3 separate regions of the Mus musculus genome follow, and all the other regions are linked to region 1. Evidence: chromatin loops called from intact Hi-C (ENCODE). Cell type or tissue: left cerebral cortex. All regions are shown on one strand.

The links. A loop is a pair of places that touch in the nucleus more often than their neighbours do. Peaks named below come from ENCODE experiments on the same cell type or tissue, not always from the same donor. Only the 100,000 strongest peaks of a DNase experiment are listed, where the experiment ranks them.
Region 2: it touches region 1 in a loop (2.5-fold over the local background); 6 of 42 quality-filtered maps call a loop at or near these places.
Region 3: it touches region 1 in a loop (3-fold over the local background); 4 of 42 quality-filtered maps call a loop at or near these places.

The regions. Positions count from the first base shown.
Region 1 is chr1:16,655,628-16,658,127 of GRCm38, reverse strand. Eloc (elongin C) reads left to right here and starts at 1,263. Exons shown (of 4, transcript NM_026456.4): 1 at 1,263-1,306. D030040B21Rik (RIKEN cDNA D030040B21 gene) reads right to left here and starts at 576. Exons shown (of 4, transcript NR_037998.1): 1 at 1-576. In left cerebral cortex, a CTCF peak has its summit at 1,261; a DNase peak (open chromatin) is centred at 1,031; H3K4me3 peaks cover 1,893 bases; H3K27ac peaks cover 1,568 bases.
Region 2 is chr1:17,122,432-17,124,931 of GRCm38, reverse strand. Gm31982 (a long non-coding RNA gene) reads left to right here and starts at 364. Exons shown (of 4, transcript XR_865203.2): 1 at 364-419. Gm28783 (a long non-coding RNA gene) reads right to left here. Exons shown (of 2, transcript XR_373222.2): 1 at 1,653-2,500. In left cerebral cortex, a CTCF peak has its summit at 1,311 (motif pointing right); DNase peaks (open chromatin) are centred at 1,302 and 1,881.
Region 3 is chr1:15,804,523-15,807,022 of GRCm38, reverse strand. Terf1 (telomeric repeat binding factor 1) reads right to left here and starts at 1,377. Exons shown (of 10, transcript NM_009352.3): 1 at 1,066-1,377. The coding sequence starts at 1,345. In left cerebral cortex, no CTCF peak of the experiment used is centred here; DNase peaks (open chromatin) are centred at 789, 1,128 and 1,457; H3K4me3 peaks cover 1,879 bases; H3K27ac peaks cover 1,481 bases.

The sequences.
Region 1 (2,500 bases):
AACTACTTTGAATTATGGATACAACCAAAACACTTTCATTATTTCTCCAAAGCCTTTGAAAATTAATTCAAGGCCGCAGCTATATTTTTGCTTTCAATTCCATAAAAGCATACATAGCTGCCAAATCAAATAAAGCAAAAACACAAACACAAACAAACAGACAAACACTTTCAGAGCAACCCATGGTAGGCAACACCTGTCGTTTCAACACTTTGAGGCTGAAACAGAATTATAAATTGGAGTTGGAGGGCAGCCAAGGATTACATAGGGAAATTACTGTGCCTGATGGCTAAGGAAGGAGATAGAATTGTCCCCAAATACATAGCTAGTCTGGGACTCGTAGTTCCAGGGTAACACTGAAATACCCTGTCTCAAAAATTCAAAAACAAAACCCTTTGAGAAGTTTCAGAAATTCCAAATAGCACATACATACTATACTTCCTTTTGTGGGATACTATTACACAGCTGCGACTGATTAACTGAGTATCTTGAATCTAGGTTTTCAAGCCCACTCCATGAAAACAGCAGAGAGGAAACTTAACTGAGCTGCTTTTCAGCTTTCTAGGAAAGGTGCCTAGGTAACCACGGAAAAGCCAATGAAAAGGTTTGGTTGAGGGGGGCGTGGAACTGGGGAGGTGAGGAGCAGAAATAATGGGCCCTGATTTAAGTAATGGTGATAGGCAGCGAGAACTGGACGGGTGGGCGTGGCATATTTCAGTAAACACTGACCTATATCGGGAAGAGAGGAAATGAGGCAAACACATTGGGAGCTTGTTAAGATGCCCGTTGATGTGTATTACTTTAAACAAAGAGGTTGAGACAAGCTTTAAAGACATCAAAAATTTCAGCGCTACACAGAAAACCACAAGTCCCAAGATGCAGTGTCACTTCGGACCAAACACTAGCCGAAACCTTGTAAGAAACTACATATCCCAGAATGCACTGCTGCCTCGCCGGCTCAGCTTTTCTCGGCAGAAATTGGATCCGGATGGCGCTGCATTCTGGGAACCAAGAAGTCCTAGCATCTCATTGGTTGGGATTTGGTAGCGATGTCTCTTAAATGGGCCTGTTTTACTGCCCACAACGCACTTCCTCCAGACGCAAGTTACCGGCAGATCGCGTCTCGGCCTTGCCAGGTACCAGTCTCCCGCGCGTTACAGAAAGCGGCTGTGACGCGACGGAAGTAATTCCTTTCTGTGCCCCGGAACCCACAGGGGTAGGCCGCTGGGGGTGGGAGGGGGGCGGCCCTGAATAGGGGCTGTGGCGGTACGTGGGGTTACGGCTGCGGTAGCTGCGGGACTGGCTAGTGAGTGTCGGGCTATGGTGGGAATCGGGATCTGATTTCGCTAGGAGAGTTAGTGCGGCTGGGACTGGATGCTTTAGTTATCCCTCTGCTCACCCCTTCCCGTCTGGGCGGGGAAGGAACGGAAGCTCTGAGTCTCTCCGGCCTCCCCAGCTCCTGGCTTGGGGGAGGGGAGAGGAGTTTGGCGGGACCTTAACTAGCTCAGCTCGGTGGGTCTGGAAAGGGGAGAGGACAGGAGGTGCGGGCTGGCTGGGCCTCCTCCAGGCTGAGCGCGGGGAGGGTGGAGTTAAGAGCATGGCAGCCGGATCGCTTTTCCGTTTTGCCTACCTCATGTGCGCTTGTATTTGTTTTACTGTTAAAATCAGTCGCTAGACCCAGGAGAGAGCCCTCGCCGCTTTAAGCTATAGGACCCTGAAAGAAAGTTTACCTTCTGGACAACTTGGGTAATTTCTGCCTGGCTGGGTACATTGGCTCATTTGTGCATCTATCTACCTCTCATTTTTGCCTGAAAGGAGTTATCTAGTGCCAGGTACAGTGCCCATTTATTTAGTTTCCCTTAAGGAACTCTTCAGTTTTGTGAGCATGAAAGTTTTGTCATTTAGTGCAAGCATGCCTACTCTGCACTTTCTAGTGTAGAAAGCAATTGAAATAGTTTTACAACTTGGTCCATACTACCAGATCTGCTTCTTAGTCCCAAATTGAATTTTATTTTCTGTTAAGTGGTCTAAGATGGTAAATACTTGATCTCGTTTATATTATGTGTTATTAAGCCGTCGAAGTTCACAAGTGGATTTAATCTTCAGTGATGAGTAAACTGTTGTGGTTTTATATCATGGATGTTTGTTAATTTATAGTAATTTGGGGTTTCTATATTTCTATTTATCAATTTTTTGAGTACTCTTGGATGACATGGAAGTTGTACTCAGTAACTCGTCTGGTCTAAATGTGTGGCCCACCAGGCCTATCTCCCAGTTGTTAGTTTTAAAGGTGTAGCCGCCATGCTGGCTCTTATCTTTTCAACTTGCTTGGATTAACCTTGGACCTCAACTACACTGAGTCCGCACTCTTGTGTGCCACTACTCCATATCTTCATCCCCCTATTTAATTTATAAATGGCTTCTCATCCTTCATATGATATTTCTCTAATTACCAGACTGGGTCGGTAATTTGATGTAGCATGTTTGCCTAATGTCCAGA
Region 2 (2,500 bases), 470 kb before region 1:
CTGTGGGGTATACGCTCTGGTTTCCATTATCATCTCTGTGGGGCCAGCGTGTCTGGAACTCTTACCCGCATCAGAAGCCCGGAGGCTGTCACTGGTAGTTGTTGCGTCCGCCTCGACCAGCAAGGAAAACGCAACCACCAGTTCTTAATGCAGTTTATTCAGACAGCTTCTCTCTTCAACTCCCCGGAGCCTCCAGCCTCAGGTACAAGCGTTTTTTATGCGCTCAAGCCACAACCACGCCTCAACCAATCACTGCAGGTCACATCACCTCACCAGGCAGGCTTGCTCAGCCAATCAGGGATTAAGGGCGAGTCATCCACCAAATATGGGCTTGTTTACTGCCTGGCACAGATTTCTGTCAGGTGCCATCTTAGGGTGCGGCCTGGGCTGGCCAGGGAGTTCGGAATGGCTTCCCACAGGTAGTGACACACTGGTCCTGACTCTAGGGCATTTTTGAAAGGGTTGGAGTCCGTCGTTTTGTGATATTCATGGTTAGCCTTTTGACCATAAGTCAAATCGACTTATCCAAATCGACTATAGTCTTCATGAGTATACTAGGTACTCCTTTTTGTGGTGCTCTATGATAAGTTCCACCTGCTGTACTGCTGTCGATGGGACATCAGTTTTAACTTCCTTGCACTTAGTCTTATTCTTAACTATGTGGTTAGTACCCTGCCAAGCTCTTTCCACCGAGTCAGAGGCTTCTACGTCCTCTAATTTTATCTTTTTCATACCCTTGATGAGCCTTTTTAGTCTGCTCGAGATGTTTATAGCTACGTGGTACAGTGCCTTTATTGTTTTCTTTTTAAAATACCAGGTGATATTACTTCTTAGTGGATTATTCAATAATTCATTAAATAATTTATCTGCCCATCTCACTAGTCTTTTTGCCAGCCACTCCCTCATTCGACTTAGAGGCTTCTACCCTCACCCTCAGCTCTTCCTCCAACCTGGATCCCTTGGGAGCATCAGAGTTGGCTTTGAGGTGATGGGCCCAGGCTCTCCTAGCTCCTTTGGTCTACTTGTCTGCACTATTTACCTGCTCTTCCTCACTTTTTGGATCAGAGTTGGCTTCAAGGCGTCATAAGACGGGCCAGTGTCTGCTGAGTACAGACTAGGCTCCCCACTGGCTATTTGGTCTACTTGTCTGTGCCTATTTACCCACTCTTCCTCATCACCTTTCGGATCAGAGTTGCCTTGGAGACATCATAGACGTTCGACTTCACGGCCAGAGGTTCTCTGCTTCAGACTAGGAGCATAACTAAATTCTACCGCCTGGTAAATGGCCCGCAATTTAAAGCGGAGACACTAGGTGGTGGTATGCAGCTGCTAAATGGCTGTTAGCATGTCCGAATTCTAGCATGTCCGCAAATTAAAGCATGACCTAAACGACTGCTTAAGCGGCTAAGTGAAGGCTGCTAAGCAGGGTCCCAGCTATTTCCCAGCTACCGATTTATGCCAACTGTTGTGAAACTGTCGTGAATCGGGATTAATGACAAGCAAAAAGGAAGTCCCAGACTCAGAGGTTTGGTTATAACAGCTTATTTATTTATAAGTAGCAATAATCAAGTGATGAAATGGGATCACACTCCTACACACACACACACACACACACACACACACACACACACACACACACACGCTTCACTAACCTCCTGTCTGGCTGATGTTGTAGCCTGGCCCAATGATGGAGCATCAGGTAAGGTCCGAGACTTCTCCTTCTTGGATCTTGCTGGAGCTGGGTCCGCATGGAGCGGGCTTGTTCTCATTTGGTGGCAAGCGTTCCAGTGGACTCAATTCTCAGCATCTCTGTTGGCCTCCAGGATTGAGTGAGTGTGTCACAGTGCCAGACCAGGGTTTTTAAGCTAATTTTAACCAATCATAACTAAGGCGTTCACACATTACTTCACAGGGCTTCTACCTTATCATACTCACTCACACACTCTTGGCTTGGTTTCCATGGTTACATGATCATACTCACGCTCACACCATGGTGTCGGCTCAACTCTATCGTGCACTTCAGCTAGACTTTGAAACTTTTTATTTATAAAGTCTAAACTGGGCATGGTGGCATACACTTGCAACCCCAGTACTCATAAAGCAGAGGCAAGAGAATCACTACAACTCCAAGGCCAAATACAAGACCCTATCTCAAAAAAACAAAACAAAACAACAGATGTTATTTCTAAATAAATTTCAGCTATTTATACTTTTCAAAAACACACTTAAAATAATGTGAATCACTATAAAGTATTACAGTTTCTAACAAAAATAGATAACAAGGCAACAAAGAATAAAAATCCCAGGATGCTACTTATAGCTCCTTGTGAGTTCCTTTCTTCATTTTGTGCTTGGTTTAGTAGATTATTATACAAACACCCATGGTGGTTGTATTAATATTCTATAATGTCACTTATGACATGAAGATAAGAGACATCAGGAACATGGAGAAAATCTCTTTCCAATGTGTTCTACTATTGTCATAAAACTAGTAAGATCA
Region 3 (2,500 bases), 850 kb after region 1:
AACAGATACTCAAAATTGTTTTTACCAAGATTCACATCTAAATTATAAAATGTATCAAATCACTACTTTGCAATTTATACCATGAAGTTCTTTGTATTTTAGGAAGTAGTATACATATGTAAAGGTTTCCATTGAACTTGTTCAATTCATAATCAACTTTATAACATTTATTTCTTTTTTGTTTGGTTGGTTGGCTTTTCGGGACAGGGTTTCTCTGTATAGACCTGGCTGTCCTGGAACTCACTTTGTAGACCAGGCTGGCCTGGAACTCAGAAATCCGCCTGCCTCTGCCTCCCAAGTGCTGGGATTAAAGGCGTGTTTGAACAAACACAAAGATACACTTGGCAGTGAATATGTACACTGGTAAGCCAACCATATTCCTGGATGTCTCTCACCAACACACAGGCCAGAAGACAAACTTGGGTCTGAGTTTTCAGGCACTGTCAAACTTTTTAAACATTTAAACAAAAGATTCATTTATTTTTATTTTATGAATATGGGTATTTTACCTGCACGTCTGTCTGTGTAACATGTGTATACAGTGCCCGTTGAGGCCAAAAGACGGAAATTTGATCCCCTGGAGTTTAAAAATCCTTCCTCCCCAGGCCTTTGTTTTTGGCCTTCCACTGGCCTAAAGCTTGCCAAATTGGGTTGGGCCAGGGGTCAGTGAGCCCTAGTCACCGGTCTTCCCAGCGCTGTAAGTATATGTGTATGGCATAGGCTCTGGGGATCAAACGCAGGTTCCCTGGCTTGCAAGATAAGCATTGACAAGCTGTACTACCTCCCTTGGCAGCCGCATCCCGGCCCTTCTTAAATGTTTCTATATTCATCTGTTAGAGTTTGGCTCCAGAAGCAGCGGTAGCAACTGGGCTGGCTCCCTTTAAAACAAACAAACAAACATTCTGTCCAGGGGACGCGGAAGGCGTGGGGGCGGGAGCCAGGACTTCCAGCAAACAGGAAGCGGCCGGTTTCGCGCCGTCTCCCGCCTGGGATCCCGCCCCGGTGTGTGCGGGGCAAGCAGGTCTCGGCCGCGACGCAGCCTCCGGCCCGGGAGCCCGCACTCACCCTCGGCGCTGTCACGAGTACGACGAAAGTCCTCGGAGCGGCCGTCACGGAAGGCTCGGCACAGAGACAGGCAGAGGAAGTCGAGCATCCAGCCCGCAGCCACGGCCTCCACCTCAGCCACAAGCTCCGCGTTCTCCATCTCTCTCGGGGTCCCCAGCTGAAGCTGGCACTGGAGCAGCTCCGCGTCGTCTCCCACCTCCTCCTGCTCTGGAGAATCCGAATCTGTCCAGCCCTCACGGCTCGGCGCGTCCCGGGCCGCTGAGGAGACCGTCTCCGCCATGTTAAACCGAAAGCGCTCGCCGTGCCTCAGCTGGCGCCGTGCGCTGATTTGCTCGCGGTGGGCGTGGAAGTCAGCCAATCGCATCGCTAGGGTGGGCTAGTGGCTGGAGCTTGGCTTCCGATTGGCTGAGAACTGCTAAATTCCTTGTCGATCCGAGCCCAGGCGTTTTGGATAGTGTAGCTTCTGGATGATAGGCTAAGATACATTTTAAAAAATGCAATCTGCGCTGGAAACAGGGTAGTTAAAACCGAGAGGTTTTTGACTGCAGATTTTGACTGCATGGCACTGCGCGTCTATAATCCCAGCAGCACTCAGGAGGTGGAGACAGGAAGATTAGGAATTAGGGCCATCTTCAACTACAAAGTCTAGGCCAGCCTGGAGCACTTGAGCGTTATGGCAGCAGCAGCACCAGAAATTTTAACTTGTCGCCATAAACATGAGCATTTAACCCTGTTACACTGTAATCACACTGTCTTTCTACCCTATGTGTTCATTTTATTGAAATCCGGGGTTATTAAAGCTGAAATTGCTGGGCTCTGATTTTTCACTAAAGTTCTGCCTGGGGTGAGCGGGTAGGATGGTGCTGACCCTGGAATTCGCAAGTCTAGTCAGTTCCCCATGAATGCTGAGACTGTTAGTCCCAGGACCACATTTTGATCACTATTACTGTACAATGTTTGCATTGAATGAAAGTATAACAACGTAAAAACAGAATTCTAGGCCTTTAGGCCCAGGCTTGGGAATGTGGCCTTTGTAAAGGTATGCTAATCATAAAAGAGATAGCGACATTCCTCTACCCACCCGCTTCCTGGGTTCAAAGAGTGCTCATTCAAAGAAAGTCACCCTGGCCATTACCAGAACCTGCAATGCAAATGTGCTATTGTTAGGGGCTCTTAGAAGCTGTCTTGAGAGTTAACAATTACCAGGTATTCCTTGTGACTCTATTAACTTTACACTTCCTTGTGACTCTTAACTGGTATCTTTGGTATCTTCCAACAACGCCCTCCCCACTTCCTTGAGTTTCGGTTTCTTCCTTTAAATACCCCCTTACCCAGCTACTGGGGCGCCACGGTCCTCTACCCCTGCGTGGTGTATGACCATGGGCCCGAGAGCGCTCTTGAATAAAAAATCCTCTTGCAATTTGCAGCAAGACCC